Linked DNA regions of Mus musculus: region 2 is linked to region 1. Evidence: chromatin loops called from intact Hi-C (ENCODE). Cell type or tissue: left cerebral cortex. All regions are shown on one strand. Each heading gives the region's core, and the rest is flanking DNA. Links, peaks and the distances in the headings are about the cores only. Region 1 has its middle 51 kb from the start of Gm23343. Region 2 has its middle 70 kb from the start of Gm23343.

Region 1 (12,353 bases), core at 1,633-9,632:
AGCTTAATGCTGAAGTTTTGTCTTTTACTGTCTATTGTAATGTTAAATGTTAAATGTCCTGAAGTCTGCACATAGTCCTTGTAATCCTGCCCCCAAGTATTTCAGATTGGTGAATAAAGATGCCAGCAGCCAATAGCTGGGCAGAAGAGACATAGGTAGGGTTTAGGTTTCAGAGACTTGCAGAGAGAGAGGAATACCAAAAGGAAAAGAGAGTGCAGTAGGAGAAGGAAGTGGGCATGGATCAAGAATCAGAAGAGTGCGGCCCTGAGGGATGACCAACTGGAGCAAAGAGCAGTCCAGACGAAACATAGTAAGTAGTAACTCAGATTTATCAATAGGAAAATAGATTCTAATAGCATGCAGGGTAGGCAGATGCCCAGCTCTTGTCCTGCTTAAGGCTTATTATAAATATAAAAGTTGTGTGTGTCTTTCATTCAGGAACTAATTGGTTAAATTCAGGGTAGATACCTGGGATAGAATTTAATATAATTTCCACAACAGTTCATTAGCAGATGAATGGATCATAAAATGTGATAAACTTATATAATGTAATATTCAGCTTTTAAGAAAAATTAAATTATTAAATTCTTAGGTAAATTCATTGAGCTAAAAATACCATTTTGAGTAAACAAACCCAGAAAGACAGATGTCCCATACTTTCTCTCTCCTTTAGATGTTGGCTTTGTGTCTTTAGGTATTTCTATTTTGTTTGGAATACCCATAGAGGGCAGGGTGTTGGTAAAGGAACTTTTAAGGAAAGAAAGAAAGAGCATGATACAGTGGGAGAAAAAATAACGGAACAGCAAGTGTTCAATGTGGAGGAGAATGAGAGGACTGGATAGAAGATGGTCATATAAAAAGCTAGTACTTCTGAAGCTCCCTAAATTATAAACATATGCACATATGACAAGAGTTTCAATGAAGTTTTAATATAATGGAACAACAATACCTCTTATAGATGCCCCAAGCTAACAAATGAAAATTCAGTGTCAGGAATGTGTTACATCTATTAGATTGTTCTCCAGTGAGATGCCTCAATATTATATAACATTAGTTATACTTTTCTGATAGCCCTTAACAGCATGAGTATATGTATGCACTCAGAAATGAAAATAGAATAGACAGGAATAGATGGAGGTCTGAAATGGGAAGATCAAGTTGGTAGGAGGAAGGGACAGGGGTTGGGAGGAAAATACAGGGAGAGCAGCTAAAATTAAGCGGAAATTTCGGATAGTCTATAAGCCTAATACAGTAGAAACATCCTAAAGGATACACATATATTAAGTCAAATTATCAAACAAAGGATCAGACAGAGTCCTAATGGGTTACTGTAGTATGTATCCCTTGGGATTATTTTTGCTATTTAAGTAAAACATAGCAATAATGGTTAATATAAGAGATGCAAAGTTGCTTGGTCTGTCCAGTGAAGAAGATAGAAGCCCATGAGTAGATTATTAGAAAAGGTAATGACTAGAAGATTGGATTAAGAGCAGGAGTAAGGAACTAGATTATGAACAAATTATTGACTGTCCTATTGGAGAGTTTCTAGAATGATTTGAATTAATGAATAACATGGGCTAGATTACAACCATGGTCAACCATGGTTGCCTTGTCAACCATGTGTGTATGGACTGAATGTAAGCATAATGAAATGACTTGTAGGAGGTTTTTATAATTCAAGAAAACATACCTGGGGTTTGGATTAGTGCTGAAGTAGTCAAGTTAAAGGAATGTATTCAAGTAAAAGTTGGCTTACTTAGTAGTATTTCATATAATGTATTATATGAAAAGATTTGTGTTAAAGACTTTGATCTGAAGTAGAACAGGTGCTTGCTGAGTCAGAGAAAAATAAGGAAGACGGAGGTTCAGGAAATATTAAGAGTTTAATTTTGCCAGGCAGTGGTGGCGCACACCTTTAATCCCAGCACTTGGGAGGCAGAGGCAGGAGGATTGCTGGGTTTGAGGCCAGTTTGGTCTACAGAGTGAGTTCCAGGAGATCCTGGGCTATACAGAGAAACCCTGTCTTAAACCCCCCCCCAAAAAAAGATTTTAATTTAAATTGTTCATTTTAAGTTTGAGGCATCTTAAATACAGGAGGACAACTACTCATCTACTGGTCATCACAGGAGAGACAGCAGATAAAGTCTTGGTCTGTAATCTCTTTCCATTGAGAGCACATGCTAATCCTCAGATTTCACTGGAAGACCCAGGAACAGATGCTTTAACAAAGTCTGTAAGTGATTCTGATCTGTGCTAGTTTGGAAACTGCTCAAATGCCTGGAGGCATTATTCCGTGACACTACAGAGTCCATGAAGGGGTGTCTGGTAGGCAAGGGTCATAGATTCTGACAAACACCTTATGCTATAGATCATCCTTCACAGCATAGATTATATAGCACAGAACTTCAATAACATTGCGTTTAAGAAGGCCTATTCACTGCTGAGGCAGGAGTTGGTGGGCAGGTTGGGGAGCACCCTCATAAAGCCAGGAGGGAGGAAGGAGGGGATAGGGGGCTTGTGGAGGGGAAACTTGGAAAGAGGCTAGCATTTGAAATGTAAATAAATAAAATAACCAATAAAAAAAGGCCTATTCAAGTTCAACAGAAGTGTTTGTTTATATTTGAGTTAATTGTTGACTTTGGGTTGTTTGTTTGTTCAAACAAACTTCTGTGATGAATATAATAACTAAATCAGCTTGAGAAAGGAGAAAGTTTATTTCAGTATATAGGTTACAATTCATCCTCAAAGGAAGGCATCTAAACATGGGAACTAAAGTGATACCGTGGAGGAAGGCTATTTCCTGTCTTGCTCACTATGGCTGGATCAGCTTGTTTTCTTTTATAAGATAGAACCATCTGTCCGGGGTTAGCACTGACTATAGTGAATGACTCCTCCCACTTCAATCATTAGTCTATAAAATACTCCACAGATGTGCCCACAGATCAATCTGATGGAGAAAATTCCTTGATTGAGATTTCTGCTTGCTATATGACTCTGATTTGTGTCAAGTTGACCAAAGAACCAGCTTGATTATCAGCAATCTAAAAAACCTTAGACACTTGGCATATCAATCACCTTTCTCATATATATTATTATATATCTTATTTATTAGATTTTGTCTATAAACATATTATACATACAGATATTATCACAGATATATTTTTATGTTTTGAGGCCCACTGGAAAGGTACACACCTTTATAATATGAACTATTTGTTCTCCAAATGATTACTTGAATTTCAGTTTAGAATACATAGTTTAGATTGGTAGGGTCATATCAGCACAGCATAGCTCATTACATAATAAAATACTTTATTTTCCAAACAAAAACCTAGTGTCTAACTAACACATAACAACAACAAAAAAGTTGGCAAGTGTACTTACATACAGTATAGGACAGGATAAAGAATACAAATTCTTAACTTGGCAGTTTCCTCTAAACCTTATGGTATTCTTCTGGACTGAACACACTAATGGTCCACTGTAGTCAAAACTGAGGTACATAATCGCCTTTACAAAATGATGAACAAAGGACTAGGAATTAAGAAACGTCTGTGATGTTCCCCAAATCTCATCATAGAACATGAGGAGAATGAAAGATTGTAGGAACCAGGGGACCAGAAATTAAGGCTACAGCCCTGGTACCCTATCAATATGACTACTGAAACAAGACCTGAAACATTAAAAAATCAGTGGTCATGCTAACACAGAAGGGAAAAAAATCTCACAAAGTCCCACCCTAGACAAAATACTATAAGCAACTCAGAAAGAGAATTAGGCTCTCCTAGGCATGAGATCCCTAATTGGCAATCCAATATAAAGTGGCCTCCAGGAAATCATATACACATGAGCCAAATTGCATTGACTCAAGAAGTTGTTATTTATATATTTATACATATATAAAACATAACAATAATGGTCAAAAGAAGCCATCAATTTAGCAGGAATGAGAGGACTTGGCAGGATCTAGAGAGAGGATAGAGAAAGGAGGAAGTGATATAACTATATACTAATTCAAAATTTTAATTAAAATATATATATTTATATATTAAAAGGGGACGAAATAACCATGAAGCCAGATATCTGCCAATCAGCTATGTTTTTGGAAAGCTGAAGTGGTATTCCTTTTCTCTAAAATAGTAAGGAACACACTGGTGTTGGGAATATCAATAAGAAGTTTCATGGTTTTCCATAGAACAACAGGACAGTAAAAGGTATTTCCTGGAAACAGACTCCCCAGTGTCCATTTGCAAAACAGGATGCCACGACAGTATTTAACTGTCATAAAAATAAAGAGAAAGACCACGGTGACAGCCAAGAAGACTTGATCCACAAGAGTTGTGATAGTGGCTTATATACCATGGTGATTGTTGATACAAGATACGTAAGCAAGGCAACAATAAGAGCACTTCTTAAAACCAACAACAAAAATCAAAGCTCTTCAAGGATATTGGTACTATAATACTGTTATTATTCCTTTCCAGAAGCCAAGTCTGAGCTGTTTCTCAATTCTGTCACATAGCTATCTTCCCAATCTTTACCCAGGAGTGAATTATGCATATATAATTACACATTTATTATACATATGAAATGAGGAATAGGATATTCATTTTAGAAAGGCATATGAGAATTTGATGGTGTGATTTACTGTAGAGATGTTATACTCAGTCCCATAACCTCTCAGTTCATTCTGTCATCACCTCCAGATTCTGGGATAGACAGCTTTCCCCATTCAAATGCTGATTCTTTCTGTTCTGTCTAAGGGCTCCTCCAGTACCACAAGAACTCCCACCTCCAGGATGTCCTAAACTCTCAGGGTCATAGATAACCCTGTTTCCTTTTCCTCTTCCTCTTCCATCAGTAGGGTGGTACTGAGACAAATTCTTCATGGTTTCTTAGATGGCTTCCCAAAGAATTATACCTTAATTATCTACACATCACCAGTAACCCATTATTTACTCTCCTTTTGGCATTTCTCCTTTCTCAACTTTCATAGTTTCTGTAGAAATTGGTGGGATCACTTCCTAGATAAAAACATGTGTAATAAAGGCACTGTCTCAGTATCTGTTGTTAGGTAAAACTAAATTTAAAAGATCCTTCCTTCCTCGACAAAACTCCTGTATTGTGTAATTTAGAAGATGTCCCAATTTTTTAAGGCAAGTTTCCTGGAACAAATTCAGAAATATGTGGAACCAGTTGAGGATCTAAAAGTAGATACTTTAAGTGAAAGTCTCATAGTCTATGTAGACATTATATAAAACATTTACAAGATCAGTTATAGTTAAATACAGGGATCTCAGTCTCTTTTCACCTTTGAAATTGTCAAATTTCAGTACTATTTAGCACAGGAAAAATCACAAAGCCTTCCAGGAACTATAATAATTTGAATGGGCTGTATATAGGGAAGCAGGAAGATTCACTTTGCTCCGTGCAAGTGTTGCTTTCAGTGAGCTTAGGAGGTATGTCATTGTCTGTGGAAAGAGTCATTGCTCTGATGGGCTTTTTCCAAGCAACAGAGGGTGGAGGTGACTTTAAATTTTCATTAGCTTCATTATGCCACATCCTGCTTCTCATCCTGCTTGGCTGCTATGAGAGAGCAATTACTTGATGAGCTCTTTTAGAAGAAGGAAAATGCTAAATGATGTTCATTTAGTGGCAACTTAAAAATCTGATCTCATCTCAGAGCCGGGATTTCTGCTACAGGAGAAGACCAGAGAGTAATTTCCCTTAAAAATTATGACATGTGGCCCCATTGTTCAAGTGAGCAATCCTTTCATTGATTATTGAGAATTTCAACTAGCTTCTAATGTTAACATGACAAGATTGTATTTGATGAATAAAAAATAGTTAAATCATGCCTTTAACTTGGCACTACTTAAAACAAACTTACTCAGGTTGCTAACACCCTGTTTTTATTTTTTTTATTTTTAAATGTCTTGCTGTAATTCCTAGGGAATATAATTCAAATGATTTATTATTGAATTTTGTGCACAGACTGGTTTCCTCCTCCTTCCAAAGCATAATAAACCAGAAGAGATAATCCAAGTAACTTCAGAGACCACACCGAAATATATGAACTAAATGCCACCGTATCTGCTTGGGTAACAAAATATTCCACCATCAAGTGGTTTGAACTTCAGAGAAATCCATCTGAATACTTGCTGTTACTTTCACCTTGCCTAGAAGACTTAGAATTAACACATATGAGTATGCGGTAAAGCATCAACAAAGTTTGGAGATTCTAAAGCAGAGAAGAGAATGAAAAGAGGGATAGATACACAGAATAAGTAATATGTACACAGTATTTACCATTGATGAGCAAATAAAGCCTGCATTCTCATATCATAAAAAGAAATTCTACTATAATGCAACCACACAGTTTGTCTTCTCCCAATACTTCTACTCAACCAGAGGCAAGAAGGTGGTTCCACTTGAGATAAGATTTTTGAGCCACAAACTCATTCTAAATGTTGCTTTTTTTGAGGCAGTGCTCCAAACCCTCAGTGTTAGTATAGACTGCTAATTTTATCGACAGCCTAGCCAAGCTAGAGGGAAGGAAGTGACTGCACATCTGTTCCCACTACAATGCCAGCTTTCCTTCCTGACACTGAGTTTTCAGAGAGCAGAGAGTGGGAGTGTTTAAATAGGGTACCATGAAGATGAATCAAAGATAGCTGCTTACAAATAAGTACATTTCTTCTCATGTAGCCTCATTTTGTTAAAAAATAAAATGGATTGCCTGTGGTATTCCACTTTAATTTGGAAAAAAATCTCTTTATATTTCTGATCCCTTTATATATTTCTGTTTGTTTGTATGACATAAAACATAATACACATTTTATGAGACAGAGAATAGCATGCTATATATCTATGTCTGTGTGTTTATATATATGTATATACACACACAATTTATAACATGATTGAATCAGGGCAATCAATACTCTTATTACCTTCAAACATGTACAATTTCTGTGAGTTTGAAATCAATAACTAGTTCTAGTTATTTTGTACTTTTGAGAATAATGGAAGCACAAGCTGAGTAGAAAAGATCAACCATCATTGTGATAATTAATCTTGATTGTTACCTTTACATCTCTAGAACTATTTAGGAGCTGAACCTCTGGAGGAAATAGTGAAGGAGTTTATAGATTGAATTAAAGGAGAAGGAAAGAGCTACTCTAAATGCAGGCAATACTATTTCCTGGGCTGTGGTCCCTGCCTGAATGAAAAAAGAAACTGGGAAGAGTACTAGTATTCACTTACTTTGTTTCCTGAAAGTAGATACAGTGTGATCTAAAAAAATGGAATCTATGGAATTTGTCAAGCTATTTCAATGCAACCACATTTCTCTATCAGCTGTTTGGGACTATCATATTTTCTCTTCATATATCTTAAATATCAACAAATTAAACAAGAAAGGAATATATATTTTTCTTTAGACTGTGAACAAAGAAGTATTTGTTTTTACTCATAGATCAGGAAGAAAAGAAGACAAATCACAAAATCATATAGATATGATTTCATAATAGAATGAGTTATATCTTCCTTGGACAAAGGGTCCATAAGGCACACATGTAGGAAGCAGGTCCAGAATAAACAGTGATTGCATTCCTTTATAAAGCTTGGATATTATTATATTCGAATTCCTTTATTCTTTGAAACAAATAATATCTGAGGATAGAAGGAGGAAATAATATCTAAAGGAGATGATAATATCTAAAGGAGATGAACTAACTTAATTATAATTACTCAGTAAACTGGCTGGTGAGATGGTTCAGTGTTAAGAGCACTGACTACTCTTGTAGAAAACCCAGGTTTAGTTTCCCAAAACCCACATTTCAGCCTGTGTCTCTCCAGTTCCAGGGGATCCAATGTTCAGTGAAAATGCTTGAATATAAAAAGAAAAAAAATGTAGATAAGAGTATAGATCAGTGGAGCTATTGAGTACGGCTAGAAAAGAGAGTGTATATTAGAAGGAGAATAAATGATGGTTAGAGCTAGAAAATACACTACAGCCATCCATCCCTGAACTGTTTACGTAATAAATATGAATGTAGTGTGTGTTCACACTGAGCCATTTTTGCCTGTTAACTGAGAAGGGCACCAATGAGGAGCAAAAGAGAAACAATGATGAAGAAAACAAGATGGAGGTCGACCAGATGGAGGGCAGGCAAAGAGATCAGTTGGACAGATGTAGCAATTTGTCAACTTGTGCAGAGGAGGACATAGATTAGAAAGAAAATGGACTGAAGGGATCACTCAGAGGAACTTTGGACAAAAATATTCCTTCCAGGTTGCACTACAGGAATTGTCACTATCTCCTCTCCATTCTACAGTACTTTGTACTTTGTTTATATCAAATGCATTTGGTGTATTTGAGTATATCAGCATATACTTGGAGAACTGGGATTTTTTTTCACGAACCCATTTCCACATAATATCTGGAACTGATATTTTTAAAACCATCTGTAAGTTATAATTATTTTCTTATATACTCCAAACATCAAGATATTTTTGTATAATGCTTACTTTTGAATATTAAGATAGTTGGGCTACCCAGAAACTTAGAATACCCAAGATACAATTTGCAAAACACAAGAAAATCAAAAAGAAAGAAGACCAACGCGTGGGTACTTCATTCCTCCTTAGAATAAGGGACAAAATACCCCTGGAAGGAGTTACAGAGACAAAGTTTGAAGCTAAGATGAAAGGATGGACCATCCAGAGACTTCCCTACCCAGGGATCCATCCCATAATCAGCCACCAAACGCAGACACTATTGCATATGCCAACAAGATTATGCTAAAAGGACCCTGATATAACTGTCTCTTGTGAGGCTATGCCAGTGCCTGGCAAATACAAAAATGGATGCTCACAGTCATCTATAGGATGGAACACAGGGCCCCCCAGTGGAGGAGCTAGAGAAAGTACCCAAGGAGCTGAAGGGGTTTGCAACCCTATAAGTGGAACAACAATATGAACTAACCAGTACCCCTGGAACTCGTGTCTCTACCTGCATATGTACCAGAAGATGGCCTAATCGGCCATCACTGGGAAGACAGGCCCCTTAGTCTTGCAAACTTTATATGCCCCAGTACAGGGGAATGCCAGGGCCAAGAAGTGAGAGTGGGTGGGTAGGGGAGTAGGGTGGGAGGAGAATATAGGAGACTTTCAGGATAGCATTTGAAATGTAAATGAAGAAAATATCTAATAAAAAAATTTTTTAAAAAGATAGTTGGGCTACAGTTAAAAAAAAAAAAAAAAAAAAAAAGGCCTCAGCCTCAGAACTGGCTGGGGTCATGCTACAATGTTGCATGTCTTTTTTCTTTTTAATCCTCACTCCTGGGCTGGAGAACCTGTTGACTGACTGAGCGGGGTTGGTCAGATAGCACCTCAACATCAGGGCACCAGTAAGCAGGGTACAGTGAAGGACTCCACAGGAATTGGAAACACGTGCAAAGGAAAGTAAAGAATATTTGGGCCAACACTGAATAAACCTTGTAGAAGGACAAGGTAATGGTAAAATGTGTTTTGTGCATGTGTTTAGAGCTATGGTAAAATCTAGAGAAGCAAAGGTAATTCTCATAGGTGCTTTTAGTCTTTGGACCCTGATAGTTTACACTCAAGACATGGGAGAGTGGATTTGAGAAAAGCAGTACTTCCCAACTATCCGGGGATGCTTTGGTGAAGGAGAAGGAAAATGAATGTAAGCTGTTTCAAGCGTTCCTAGGACAGGAGGAGGAGGTTGGAAGACATCCTGCCTCCTCTCTGGCTACTACTGGAGGAATGCTTGGTTCTGGGTCTCTTAAATAGGATGTCTAGGTCCCTTTGGGATGTCTAATTCTCTTCCCTCTCTGTCTGTTGTCTGTTCTTGGGATGCCAATCTGTGCAGGTCCATCAAAACTGACTGTTTTACATCTGTGGTTTTGTTTTATGGTTTGACTGATTGTTTGTTGTTCTGATTCATGTTCAAAAGGAAAAAAAAAAAAAAACAGTTAAAACTTTATCTGCTGGTTGCTCAGCCCTTGATTTAGTTTTAACTCATTTCAAAAAATAAGAGAAAAGAAATAAATAAGTAAAAAAACAGTCTCAATTGGCTTTTGGAGCCCTGCACCTATAGTTAAGAGTCTAGCACAGCTGGAGAAAAGCTGCCAGGAGATGATTGTCTGCAAAAGCTGCTCTTAAAGGAACCAGCAGCTTCTCAAGGTGTATGTTAAGGGAACTGATGGCTGTGCTTCCTACAAAAATCTCTGTGACTGTGATTACTGGGTTCAGCAGATGACAAAGTGTTCCTTTCTTGAAATTACAGCTAGGAAAGTTAAGAATTTTGTCTGATTTAAATAAGTAAATGTAAGCAGCCACTTCATTTTTGTCTCTGACTGGTTTTAAAAGTATAAATATGTTCTGCATGTCTTGGCTATAGATTATTAGCTTATAAATTATTGGGTATGATTAAAAAATTTTAACATTGGTAGCAGAAATTTGGGTTAAAATTGGTAACTCATGGTTGGAGTAATTCAGAAATACATGAGGCATAAGCCAAGACAGGGAAACAGGTCTCTAAAGATACTTCTAAATTGGGAAAATATTCTATGTAACTACCAGACTTATAAAAGATAGGATTTAGGGCAGTGTCTCTTTGAGGTATTGGATGCTGCACCGTCTTGCGTTCATGTGCAGGAATGGGAAGCCACACTTTGTAGCATGGAGGTGACTCACTTGGTGTCTTTGCAGAGACTGGATTGATTGTTGGAGGTTGAGTTTTGCTTTCCAAAGTTGTAGTTGTGTAAAAGAAACTTAAAAATTATGGTTAAACTGCCAGTGTTCCATTGGCTGCAGTTTGCAGTTTGGTCACAGGCACAAGATTTTTAACTCACCCATATTTGGAATTAAGATGATTATTAGAGTAATAAAAGATAAAAACAGCTGTGGCCAGTATGGGAATGCTGACCCATTTCTTTTATACAAGCTTTATTGGATATAGTGGTAGAAGCAAATTTAACACTCGTCCGACCCCCCATGACTGGAAAAGAAATTTCAGTGGGAATTTATCTGGTATCAAACAAGCTCCTGATGAACTTTTTCAGGAACTTGTGGATAGGCTGCTAAAAGCAGCTAGTAGAAATTTTGGAGAACCTCAGGCAGGAATTCCTTTTGTTACACAATTGTCTTAATGAGAATGCTAATCTGCCATGCGGCCATCTGGCCATATAAAGCAAAGACAGATTTATCTGGATACATTCTTTGTGCAGAAATTGGACCCTCATAGAGTCAGGGTTTGGCTAGAGGCTACTGCCTTGCAGAGAACTACAGTACAAGCAATGCTTTCACAGCTCTGAGGTGATAAGGAATATTTTAAGTATGGTAGGCATAAATCATTTTAGAAAAGACTGTCCAAAAAGTAGAGGCACAGACAGAAAGTAGAATCACTCCTCTAAAATCTGTCTTCGTTGCAGGAGGGTTAGTTACTGGGACAGGCCTCAGGCAATAGGCTCAGATTAAGAAATATTTACATTTGAGTTAATGCAAAACTCAGAGGTTTGTGTGGCACTGCTTTTGTTTTGCAAACCCTGCCTAGGGAAATTTTTGGGCCCTCCCATTACCTGGGGTGGGGGGGGGGGTGGGGGGGGACACCTGGGAATTGCTCTTAGGCCAAAACAACATTATTACAGATCAAAGTATTGTTCAAAACAAAGTACAAACTTAAGACTTATGAAAGATTAATGAGGTTATAGAACTTGTAGAGGGATTACAATCTGGCCTCCCTACTCTATATAGATTTATTATAGGTTTGGAGTATTGTTTTTTATTCCTTTACATCTTGATAATTATACAGGGTTTGCTTTTAGTCAGCTTGTAATTTTAAGGAGTCCATGAAGCGATATCATTGGAAACTTTGGCCACAGGGAATGGCTAATAGCCCTTCATTATATAAAAAAATGTGTTGCTGCTTCAATACAAGAAATTTGAATCCTTCAGTGTATATTATCCATATATGGAGGGTATTTTATTAGCTGATACCTCTGAAGGCATTTTACTACAAGCCATTGCTCTGAATCAATGAGCTTTAAATTTTTGGGGAGTAGTTGTTGTTCCAGAAAAGATTCACAGGCAATATCGTTATTTAGATATATTTAATATTTAGAACATAAGTTATACCATTGCATACACTAGCAAAATTTTGCTGAAAGGACCCAGATAGAGCTGTCTCTTGTGAGACTATGCCGGGGCCTAGCAAACACAGAAGTGGATGATCACAGTCAGCTATTGGATGGGTCACATGGCCCCTTATGGAGGAGCTAGAGAAAGTACCCAAGGAGCTAAAGGGAACTGCAACCCTATAGGTGGAACAA
Region 2 (12,353 bases), core at 2,833-10,832, 120 kb before region 1:
AACTCTGATACTATAGTATCCACACTGCCTTTTTCCTACAATATTTTACTGAGAAGTTCATTGTTAATTATGTGCTCTCCTGGAAGACAAAGTTCACATTCATAATGGCTACTACTTAGGAAACCCACTTGCCCTTGTGAGCATCCATATTCTTTGTTTCATATGTGGCCTATGGCCCACTGCTTACTCTGCTGTTTCTAACATCCATTGCACCTTTATGAGCCTAGTTAAAAACAAGGCATCTATCCAGGGGTGCTGCCTGTCCTTTTTCTATTCTCAAATTATCAAAAATGTGCATACACCAAGAAACCAGACAATGTTGCCCACTACCTGAACCTGCACATGGATGGCACTGCCGCTACTACAGCCCTCAACCCAAGGTCATGTTCCTTTGTCACTCTAGATTTCCTTAACAAAACCCAACTTCAAATATAAAATAAATTATCAGCATCTATATGGCAGAGCATAACAGCTAACATCACTGAATTTAGGAACCAGGGAGGAAGAGAAAAGAAAGATCCAAAAACACAATCTACAAAGACTAATTCTCCATGTCCTACTTCCTACAAGTACTTACTGTTTCTTAAGAGTCCAATTAAACTTGAATTCCTTAATGGACTTTCAACTGGTTGTTTTCACCAATCACTTCTCATTAGCTCCACAAGTTGGGGAAGCAAGCTGATATCACCTGAACACTTTACAAACACACTTCATAGCCAAACCATAATATTTCTGCTAAGTGAAATTCTACTTACACTGAATTCTCAATATTTGATTAGTCAATCTAATAACAACCTATGTACTTTGCACATATAATTCAGGTTATGAACATTAAGATATGTACTTTATGATAAATTATATAAGTGGGCCCATTACTACAAACATTTCAAGCAAATTCCTCTTACTGGACCCAGGGGAGAGTTGCAACAACAAAAGGGAAGCAGAAGAAAGATGAGACTGAAGAGGTGTTTGAAACCAAAACTGGACTCAGATCATCATTTCTGACATTAAATATGGAGGAAGAATCTATGGGAATAGAGTTCAGAAAATCATTTGTCTGGTATGCATGAAGAGCTTTCCTGGAGAAAGTAAATACAAATACTCTCTAACAGTTGGAAATCTGAAGGGAAAGGCAAATGGAGTATAAGAACCTTTTTGAACAACCTATGATGGGCAAAGTCACCACTACAGCCTCTGGAAAATCTTCTCAACACCTTGAATTTGGCGCTGTGGAACCCAACTACAAGAAGATGCACCACCTACATTTGATTGATAAGACACAGGACTGTACTGACAGATCGCTATTGTCTAAATCTGCAATACTTGAGATAAGTGATAGCATCAGTAGTAAGTTAATATATTCACTGTAGAATACATTCAAATGATGTTCTGAGAAAAAGAAGCATTTCAATCCATTGGAATACGCAGAAATGTTTCTTAATTCTCAATGTGCATATTGTCCACATAAAGGTAATGGTTTCAGATCTACAAGGGCTTCTCTTTATGAAACTAAAACCAAAGCCTAAAAGGATCATCACAAGGTATCATCACACCATTATTAACAGAAGCTACTAACAACAGCAACAGAACGGTAGTTTCCAAATAAGTCCTCTGTTCCATTTAAGTTCTAGTGTGGTCTTTAATGCAGAAGAGAAGTCTCCTAACATCCAGCATCCCTAACTTCTCAAGAAATAAAAAGATACTTTTAGAGTTCTGGTTGATGGACACTTTCAGTCATATTATTAGGAAGCAGATTTTGGTATCTGAAAACAACAGGCACAGCCATTCCTGTGTGCTGAAGAGAAAAAAATTAACACAAATGTTCCTGACAGCTGAGGCTGAGCTATTAAAAACTGTGGGAATGCTCGCAGCAGAGACGCTACCAAAATAGACTGCACCCTTTAAGTGAAGAATGACAACTTGTAAGAAATCTCTCTGCTTCACACTCACCCCCATCCATGGCCCAGTTTCTGTTTCATATGGTATGTAGCATATTTTCTACCTATGATTTTCCTAACAAGTATTGATTTTATATAAACATCTTTAAATTTTGCTAGAAACTTGCTTAGAAAGAAAAAAAACCACCTTCTAATGGTATTCTTATTTACCAAGTGTTCTAAAAGGTCATTTTATTGTATCTCTTAAATAATCAAAATACTTAAACAAAGAACTGGAAATGTCAAGTCTCTAACCTAAACTGACATTCCTTAAGACGAGTCTAAGATGAAAGTATAATGAACAAGGCCTTTCGCCATTTGTGGACTCGACAGCCATCGATCAATGAGCAGTTACTGCATTGTAAGCACTGAAATATGGGGTATATGGTTCTTTCATGTTCTAGATGAAGAAGCGATAAGCTGGTGAAAGCTGCATAGTCCCAGAAATAAAGACAAAAACCATAGGAAAAGGTGTAATATGGGTGGTCACAAGAGGAGCCATATACCAGGTGGAACACAAGAGCTCCATAAGTGATACAAACAGCTTAGTGAGGAAGTGCCCAGTACAATTCTGAGGGTCTAGAATGTCTGCCTAGGAGTTATTATCAGAAATCTCTCTTGAGTGCATGGGGAAGTACTATTGGCACTAAGTGTGAATGTTTATCCAAAATCCTGAAATAGAAGCCTCAGATGTCCAAATGAAGAGAAGCTGATTCCAATTCAATTTAATCCTCTTGCCTTTTCATGCAAAATACTGTGTAATATAAGCATACCATCCTTCCTTCTCATGCTCAGTGGAACTTTAGAAATAGGCACTAAAGAACCTGTTCTCCAAACCCTTTTAAGTATTTTATTTTATTTTTCACTGTATGTGTTTTACATGTTTATAGGTTCTTGGCCTTCCGGTAAGTCTGTTTAACACCAGCATCTAATCTTCTGAGACTGGCGTTACAGATGGTTATAAACCTATCTTCTGGTACCGAGAATTGAACCAGGGTATTCTGTAAGGAACATTATTAGCTGTTGAGCCATCGCTCCAGACTCCAGATAATTTCTACACAGGCTCTCCAGAAAGCCAGTGTTCTATATTCTTAACATGAAGGAAAAATACTTTTAAAAGGAGTGTCCTAAGCCAGTCTTAGCTAATAAGCATTGGATTTATTTGTTAGACTTTTGAGAAGGTAATTTAGTAATTAAGAAAAGAGATCCTTAAATAATATAGTTAAACTGAATGCAAATATACACGGGTACACATATTCTTAGTCTCCTTCCCAATTTTACCCAAGGCTGACCTATGGAAATGTTAGTGAAAGATCTTATTCATGAGGCTTAGATTCACTAGTAATGGGGGGAAGAATATTATACATAGAAAACTACCCTCCATCTCCCTGCTGGGGGCATGCAGAAACGCATCAAAACCCCACTCAGGATATCCAGTGATATTTCTGAGTCTGTGGGAAGGGAGAATGGTTTGCTTGCTTGCTTGCTTGCTTGCTTGCTTGCTTGCTTGCTTGCTTGCTTGCTTGCTTGTGTGTTTTGTTGTGGATAGGGGATGGGAGAGACATAGATAGAGATTTATTACAAATATTTCCAGATCTCTAGTATTTCTGCAGTGTAAGGTGCCAATGTGGCAGGACCCTAAGGTCACCTTCAGTGCAATGCTTTCCCAGGAGGACTCCCAGAACTCAGAAAGTCATTCTTCTTCCAGTCACAGGGTCTGGTTGTGAAAGGACACAGCCACAAGCTAGCAAAAAGAAGAGGCTCACCAAGCAGAGTCCACAGGAGTCCCAGGTGCAGTTTCCATTTCTTTCTCTCAGTGGAGTCATACAGATGGCTGCTGTGGTTTAATGGGAAATGCTCCCTGTAGGCCCATGGGTATGAACATTGAGTTCTCTGCTAGCAGCACTGTTCTGGGAGCTTGTGAAACCTTTAGAAAAAAGAGCCTCACTAGAGGAAGTAGAAACACCAGGACAAGCCTTGAGGCCTTATTGCCCTGTGCCACTTCTTGTCCCAACTCTGCTTCCAGATTTGCAGAGTTATAAGCAAGTAACTGCAGCACTGAGATGGCCCCTGCCAAGAACATCCTTTCATCATGGATGGTAATACTGTATCACTAAGACAATGTGACAAAATAAACCTCTCCTCTAGTAAGTTGTTTCTTGACAGGTATTTGGTCACCATAACTAGAAAAGTAACTAAAATAATGGCTCTGTCCTAATTAGAGTTATTGTTGCTGTGATCAATTGCCCACAATCAAAATCAACTCAAGGAGTTTATTTGGTTTACATTTCTAAATCATTGCTCGTCATGGAAGGAAGTCAGGGCAGAAACATAAGCAGGATAGGGACATGGAGGAAGGAACTGATACAAAGTCTATGGAGGGGTGCTGCTGACTGATTTCCTCTACATAGGTTGTTCTTATAGAATCCAGAACCACTAGCCAAGGGGTGGCACCACTCACAGTGAGTTTAGCCTTAGATTTTATTTTCCTAATTCAAGTTCCCTCCTTTCATATCACTCTAGCTAATGTCAACTTAACATAAAAGTAGCCAATGTGAAAATGTGCATTTTCAAAGCAGAAGAACTTGCAAACTTTAGTGTTCAGAGTTTTATTGAGGCATGGAAATATAGCATAACTCCAACTGCTTCCTGATTGAGTGTCCTGTCACTAGCCCCACAGACGTAGATGTAGGGTACTACATGATCCAACTAGCCCTACTGTGAATCATATTCCTAGCATAGAGTATCACACATAAACCTAGGCACTAGACAGAGTCTAAGTTTTATTAACAGGATATCCCAAGAGCTTAAGAGATTATCCTGTAGAAGCTAATAGAAGGCTAGACCATTGTTTTGGAAAAGTTAAGATTTTATTGAAAACTGAACAGATGAATCTGTTAGTATCACAAAAACAATCAGTATAGTTTGTTGTTGTTGTTGTTGTTGTTGTTGTTTTAGCATTTGATTAACTTAACAAAGTGAAATTTCATCTTCCCCCAAGGATCCAGCAACCTGATGATGCTATAAGCAGTGTGTGGGATATTCTGAAACTTTTCATTTTAATTATAATATGTAATTAATATGTGATATAATTGACTTCAATTATGTTTTAGTGGGTCCTTATGGCTCCACATAGCATAACAGCTCCACAGTGGTGAGATCAAGTCTCAAACTTTATGGGCTTCTAAGTAGGTCCATAGGTCAGTCCCTAGTCACAATAGGTAAGTGATCCCCACTGTCAGCCCATTTGTAATAAACTTTCCAACCAAAGGAGAAGATGAGAAGAAGTGTGAGATTTGGAACACATAAACCTCTGTTGAATGCCTGGATGACGTGAAACAACTGCAAAGTGAACTAGAATCTTATCTTCTAACTATAAGTTATAATCAGAATTATAACCAGAGGTGATGACCAGAATTATATAGCTTTGATGACCAAGCCAAACCCAGAAACAGTCTCGTCAGTACAACCTCACATATGTCAGCGTTATGAGACTGTTTGCATTATCAGCCCCAAGGGAAAAGAAAGAAGAGTGGGATGAGCAGGCTCAGCAGTGTCTGCGTCATTAAGCTCTCTCCAAGGAAGTGACAAAATGACTAGTGGCTATATTTTTAAACCAAATCTAGAGAGCCCTCAAGTTTGAGTAAAACTGTTATTTGAGTGCCTGTCTTCTCAGCCACCACCCCCATACATATGTTGAACACATTATACCATCAACAGAGCATTTTTAAATATAAAAAGCAATACTGATTTTGTATCGTGCACATCAAGAAGTCCAGATTAAAAATGGAATTCTAGTCGAAAAGTTCAAAAAAGGACAAATGCACTACATGTAATTTCCTCAAATTGGAAAATATGAAAAAGTGTATTATTGCCTTGCATGCTAAGCCACACAACTTGAAACTCTAATGCCTTCTAAGATAACGGCACAAATCACATGTCAATTTCCTGACTCCCATAGGTAGTAGTTTGGATAATCTGCAACAATTGCTTAATATTTTTCAGAGACTAATTTTTTTCTTTTGTGAAAGAGTGTGATTACCAGATCAATTTAGTTTTTCTTACCTGACCTGATGAGCAGAAGGGATGATGCACAAACATGAAGCCTGGTGTCCAACAGGTTTTAAATCATGACCCACAGAGCTGCCCAATAACAACCTGGGAAATGAGGACCAGGTCTTGAAAATGCTCAGTTAAGATGAAGTGCTATGGGGGATTACTTTAAAATGTAGCTTCTATAGTTTATTTATGAGTATAAATAGATATGTTAGATAATTCCTGCTAAGGTGTGCTGTGGCTTGGGAGGCAGAGCCAGGCGGATTTCTGAGTTTGAGGCCAGCCTGGTCTACAAAGTGAGTTCCAGGACAGCCAAGGCTACATAGAGAAACCCTGTCTCAAAAAACCAACCAAACAGACAGACAAACAAACAAACAAACAACAAAAAAAAAAACCCTATTTTCATCTTAAGGGAAAAACTGAAGACTTTCCATGCTAATTGTGCCTTTAAGGTACATAATGTCAGTTGTCTACATGACATTGTGTCCTTTCTACATATATCTAGATTTTGCTGAGTAATACTATGTCTACTTTTGGGAACTTCCCACCTAACACGTAGAAGCCATTTAACCCAGTCCTGCTGGCAAACCAGCTATAAAGATATTTCTTCAGAAAAACGCCCCAGAATCTTGTCTTTCCGTTCTAGGTAAAGTAAATCCCACAAATTCTATCTTACTAGTTCTTACTTTGAACATAAAAATAATCTCTGGAGTTACAGCTACCATTTTGAGATTATGAGGTGACTAAATGATGAAAAACAGAAGATAGAGACACGGAAAAAGATGAACCATGTGTCTTTTGTCAGTGGGGACACACTTGCTGCCACCACAAGAATCCCTGAACCATAGTGGGCAGTGACGGCTGCACTCTATAGCAGTCACGTGGCACTTCGCCCATCACCATGGCACAGAGAAGAGAACTTGGCAGAAACACTCACTCTTAAAGGTTCCTGCCCCAAAATAGCACAAGCTACATCTGCTCCCATCCCAATGGTTAAAGCACATTACGTAACTATACCTCACATCCAGGAGGAAACTAGCAAAATCATACCATGTGTCAAAAAGGAAGAAAATCAAAACATTGATTAACAGCTTCGATGAACAGTTACAATTTTCCTTATGTGAGGAAAAATATATCCTGTTTGTTGAGTCACTTTGGATTGGATTTCCTATAACTTCTAACCAAAAAAAAAAAAAAAAAAATTAGTCAATAAGCCTTCAAATTGTCTGAATTGCTAAGATTGCCTATGTAAAAGTCTATAAAATTACATAGCATTGTTTTGGTCTTGCTTACACAGCCTTTTCTAGGAAAGACATTTTCACAACAGGCTTCCTGGTATTCTGACATTTACAAGCTTTCTGTCTCTCTTCCATAATGCCTCCTGAGTCACAGAAGCAGGAGCTGTGATGTAAATATATCCATTAGGGCTAGGCTGCCCTTGATCTGTTGATCTCTGCACTGTAACCACTTATGGGTTTCTGTGATTGTCTCCAATTTCTATGAAGGGAAGATTCTATGAAAAGGGGCAGTAGCTACATATATCTGTGTATATAAGAATAAGATTTGAAATGTAGTAAGGAATAATGCTGGTTTGGCAAAGTGGTGGTAGTAGATTATTTTCTAAGGTCCATGATCTCACTATTCTCAGGCAATTGAATGGGTTCTCAAGTACTTTCCAAGTACTATTGTTTTTCTCTTAAGTGGATCTTACATCCTAGTAGACAGCTTTTAGTTACTACCATGCAAGTGCCTAAGTGTCCCTAATTCAGCAATGGGGACTTACCTTAAAGTTCTGAAAGGAGTCACTTGGGCTACCCTGGCAGAAGGAAGTCTCGATATCAAAAGACATCCTAATGTACAGTGAGGAAGTGTCATGAGATCCAACACTAGCCAAGGAATTCTACATAATTTATGACTGCTGGGAGAGGGAAAATTACCCCCTTCCTGGAATGGGCCCCTGTAGTAGTTTAAAAAAGAATGGCTCTCATATAGATTCAGTCTTTAATTCACAGTTTGCGTCACTCTTTGGGAATAATTAAGAAGTATGGCCTTGTTGGAAGGAGTGCATCACTGGGCTAGGAGCTGAGGTTTCAAACACCTACACCATTCCTAGATAGCTCTCCCTGATTCATGGCTTATGGATAAGCTCTCATCTAATGTTCCAGTACCACAGCAGCCAGCAGCTGTGCTCCCCACCATAATTATAACTCTCTGGAGCTGCGAGCCCAAAATTAAAGGCTTTCTTCTATAACTTGCCTAGCTCATGGTGTCTTGTTACAGTAATGGAAAAGTCACTAAGAGAGAATCTAGTACAAAGATGGGGTATTGTTGTGGCCACTCTGGCCATGCTGCTTTGGGATTTCAGGGTGGACCATAGGAAAGATTTTGGAACTTTGGACTAAGAAAGTGCTTGAATACTATAAGCAGGGTTTAACAGACTATTCTATTAAGAGTTTGGAAGAAAGTAGTGCTAAAAGCAATGTAGCTAGGTAAACCCAGCTCAAGAGATTTCATAGTAGAACAATATTAGCAACTGGGCTAGTGGCCATTCTTGAAATATTTTGGCAAATAATGTTGCTTTCTTTTGTGTATGTCAAAAGAATATGCCTCGGGCTAAATTGAAATTTTTAATTAATTTCCTTGCTGGAGGACGTTCCAAGACAGCCTAATATTGATTCTGTCATATGTGTATTAGTAATCATTCCTATGGGAGTGTGCAAGGAAAAGAACAAGCAAGGCAAAAAGAAAAAACACAACATGGAGTTTGAAGCAAAAGAAAGACCACCAGGAAATGTAGAGCTGTAGTCAAGGCTTGTGCTGGAAGAGGTAAGACTAAAGACAGCTGGGTTCTGAAATGAAATAAAGGGAGAGAAAGACAACACCCAAGTAAGCTTTCAACAATTAAAAAAAAAAAAGAAAGAAAAGACCTGAGGACCTTTCTACCCCTAAAACAACACTACAAGGGAAAGTTTCTGCAAATATAGGGGGTCAGGATCCACCCAAGTGATCAGCCAAACTTGATAGGATTGTGCACATGTTCTGACTTTAGAGTCATGCAGGATACACAAGTAAAGGAATCATGGAATCTTCCTTTGCAGTTGAGGAGAGCTTCTGAGTCCACGCATGCAGCAGGGAATTCCTTGAATGGAGATCCTGAGATGCCATTGCATAGAGCTGTGAAACTGAAACCTGGATTACACTGGTAAGCTCAAGATTTTAGAGATGCTAGAACCATAAAACATCTTCCAAAGCAAGTTGTAAACATGAGGTGAAATATCTGCTGTAGGAAGCAGAGGCACAAGGGCAGAGCCATCCAAGCGCTTTGACACGAGGTATGAAATTGTAGAATTTGGAGTATTCCTGTTGGGGGGTTAGACTTGCTTTGGTTCACTATTTAATCACTATGACCCCAGTGCTCTTCTTTAGAATGGCAGTGTACATTCTGTGCCATTATATGTTGCCAGATTATAATTGCTTTTGGCTTTAGGGTGTAACTGTTAGTAAACTGCCTTCCATTTCAGAAGAGACTGGATTTTTAGGAAGTGTTGACTGTGAAAGACAATGGGAATATTTGAAATTGGACTAACTTGCATTTTTGCATTATGAAACAGCCAACAGCCTCTGATGGCCATGGAATGGGACATGATGGCTCAAATAAAAATGCTCTATGTGCTTGAATAGTTGACCTCACGTTGATGGGACTGTCTAGGAAGGATTAGGAGTTGTGGTCTTGTTGGAAAAGGTTTGTCACTGGGGACAGGATTTGAGGTTTCAAAAGATTCACCCACAACCCCAGTGGCTCCTTTCTGCTTCCAAGATGCCACTTTTACTTAATAGAAAGTACTCATCCCCTAACCACATACATACCAACAAAGGTATGTTTTATATTTACATGCTTATATTTTTGTGCACATTAATAATAATCAAATTTTAAAAGCCTAACAATTTGAAAATATGCCACATGGGAGGAGTTGAAGGAAGAGTACCTGGGAGAGACAAAAGGGAAGAAAGGAAATGTAAAAAGCCATATCCTCTTGTTTTACTTAAAAATTTATTTAAAGTAAAGATTATATAACAAAGTAGAATTCAGTTCTATTCAGAAGCATTATAGCTTTTTTATTATTATAATTGACCTTCAAATGATTTCTCTTTGAAGAGAGATTTAATGGTAAGCTCTAAAATCAATGCTTTTCAGTTCTTTTCATTTTTTTAGTAGATTTTTCTTTACTTACATTTTTAATGTTGTCCCCGTTCCTAGTTTTCCCTCCAGAGATGCCCTATCTCCTTGCTTCTCCCCCTGCTCACCATCCCACACATTCCCACTTCCTGGCCCTGGCATTCCCCTACACTGGGGCATCAAGCCTTCACAGAACCAAGGGCCTCTTCTCCCATTGATTACCATAAAGGCCATTCTCTGCTACTTATGCAGTTGGAGCCATGAGTCCCACCATGTGTACTCTTTGGTTGGTGGTTTACTCCCAGAGAGCTCTGGGGGGGTACTGGTTGGCTCATATTGTTGTTCCTCCTATGGGGCTGTAAACCCCTTTAGCTCCTTAAGACCTTTCTCTAGATCCTCCATTGGGGACTCTGTGCTCAGTCCATTAGATGGCTGAGAGCATCCACCTCTGTATTTGTTAGGTAGTGGTAGAGACTCTCAGGAGAGAGCTATACCAGGCTTCAGAAAGTACTTGTTGGCATCCACAATAGTGTCTGGGTTTGGTGACTGTATATGGGATGGAAACCCAGGTGAGGCAGTCTCTGGATGGCCTTTCCTTCAGTTTCTGTTCCACAATTTTTCTCTATAACTCCTTCCACGGGTATTTTGTTCCCCCTTCTAAGAAGGACTAAAATATCACACTTTGATTTGCATTTCCCTGATGACTAAGGATGTTGAACATTTCTTCAGGTGCTTCTCAGCCTTTTGAGATTCCTTAGTTGAGAATTCTTATATTGAAGAATGCTCTGTCTCCCATTTTTATAGGGTTATTTGATTCTCTAAAGTTTAACTTCCTGAGTTCTTTTTATATATTGGATATAAGCCATCTATCAGATATAGCACTGGTAAAGATCTTTTCACAATCTGTTGGTTGCCATTTTGTCCTGTTGACAGTGTTCTTTGCCTTACAGAAGCTTTGCAATTTTATGAGGCCCCATTTGTCAATACTTGATCTTAGAGCATAAGGTGTTGGTGTTCTGTTCAGGAAATTTTCCCCTGTGCCCATGTGGTCAAGGCTCTTACTCACGCTTCCTTTTCTATTAGTTTCCAGGTATCTGGTTTTATTTGGAGGTCCTCATCCACTTAAACTTGAGCTTTGTACAAGGAGATAAAACTGGATTGATGTGCGTTCTTCTACATGCTATCCACCAGTTGAATCAACACCATTTGATGAAAATGTTGTCTTTTTTTCCATTGAATGATTTTAGCACCTTTGTCAAAGATCAAGTGACCATAGGTGTGTGGGTTCATTTCTGGATCTTCAATTTTATTCCATTGATCTACCAGCCTCTCACTGTACCAGTACCATGCAGTTTTAGTACAGCTTAAGGTCAAGGATAGTGGTCCCACCAGAAATTCCTTTATTATTGAGAATAGTTTTCCCTATCCTAGGCTTTTGTTATTCCAAGTGAATTTGCAAATTGCTCTTTCTAACTCTTTGAAGAATTGAGTTGGAATTTTGACAGGATTGCATTGAATCTGTAAATTGCTTTCAGGAAGACGGCCATTTTTTCTTTATTAATCCTGACAATCCAGGAGCATGGGAGATCTTTCTTCTAAGATGTTCTTAAATTTCTTTCTTCATACTTGAAGTACTTGTCATGCAGATATTTCACATACTTAGAGTCACACCAAGGCATTTTATATTATTTGTAACCTTTGTGAAAAGTGTTGTTTCCAGAATTTCTTTGTGTAGAGAAAGGTCACTGATTTGTTTGAGTTCATTTTATATCCAGCTACTGCACTGAAGCTGTTTATCAGGTTTAGGAGTTCTCTGGTGGAATTTTTAGGGTCACTTATATATACTATCATATCATCTGCAAATAGTGATATTTTGACTTCTTCCTTTCCAATTGGTATCCCCTTGATCTCCTTTTGTTGTCGAATTGCTCTGGCTAGGACTTCAAGTACTATACTAAATAGGTAGGGAGAGAGTGGGCAGCCTTGTCTAGTCCCTGATTTTACTAAGATTGCTTCAAGTTTCTCTCCATTTAATTTGATGTTGGCTAATGGTTTGCTGTATATAGCTTTTATTATGTTTAGGTATGGGCCTTGAATTCCTGATCTTTCCAAGACTTTTATCATGAATGGGTGTTGGATTTTGTCAAATGTTTTCTCAGCATCCAATGAAATAATCATATGGT

Evidence for each region. Hi-C counts contacts between places; a loop is a spot of excess contacts. Peaks named below come from ENCODE experiments on the same cell type or tissue, not always from the same donor. Only the 100,000 strongest peaks of a DNase experiment are listed, where the experiment ranks them.
Region 2: it touches region 1 in a loop (12-fold over the local background); 4 of 42 quality-filtered maps call a loop at or near these places.

What each region holds. Positions count from the first base shown.
Region 1 is chr15:44,890,620-44,902,972 of GRCm38, reverse strand. No RefSeq gene overlaps it. Among named protein-coding and RNA genes, the nearest start is that of Gm23343, 51 kb to the left of the region's middle. In left cerebral cortex, for the core only: a CTCF peak has its summit at 8,901; DNase peaks (open chromatin) are centred at 5,198, 5,445 and 6,549; H3K27ac peaks cover 2,726 bases.
Region 2 is chr15:45,011,496-45,023,848 of GRCm38, reverse strand. No RefSeq gene overlaps it. Among named protein-coding and RNA genes, the nearest start is that of Gm23343, 70 kb to the right of the region's middle. In left cerebral cortex, for the core only: no CTCF peak of the experiment used is centred there; DNase peaks (open chromatin) are centred at 5,540, 6,073, 6,901 and 7,348; H3K27ac peaks cover 5,202 bases.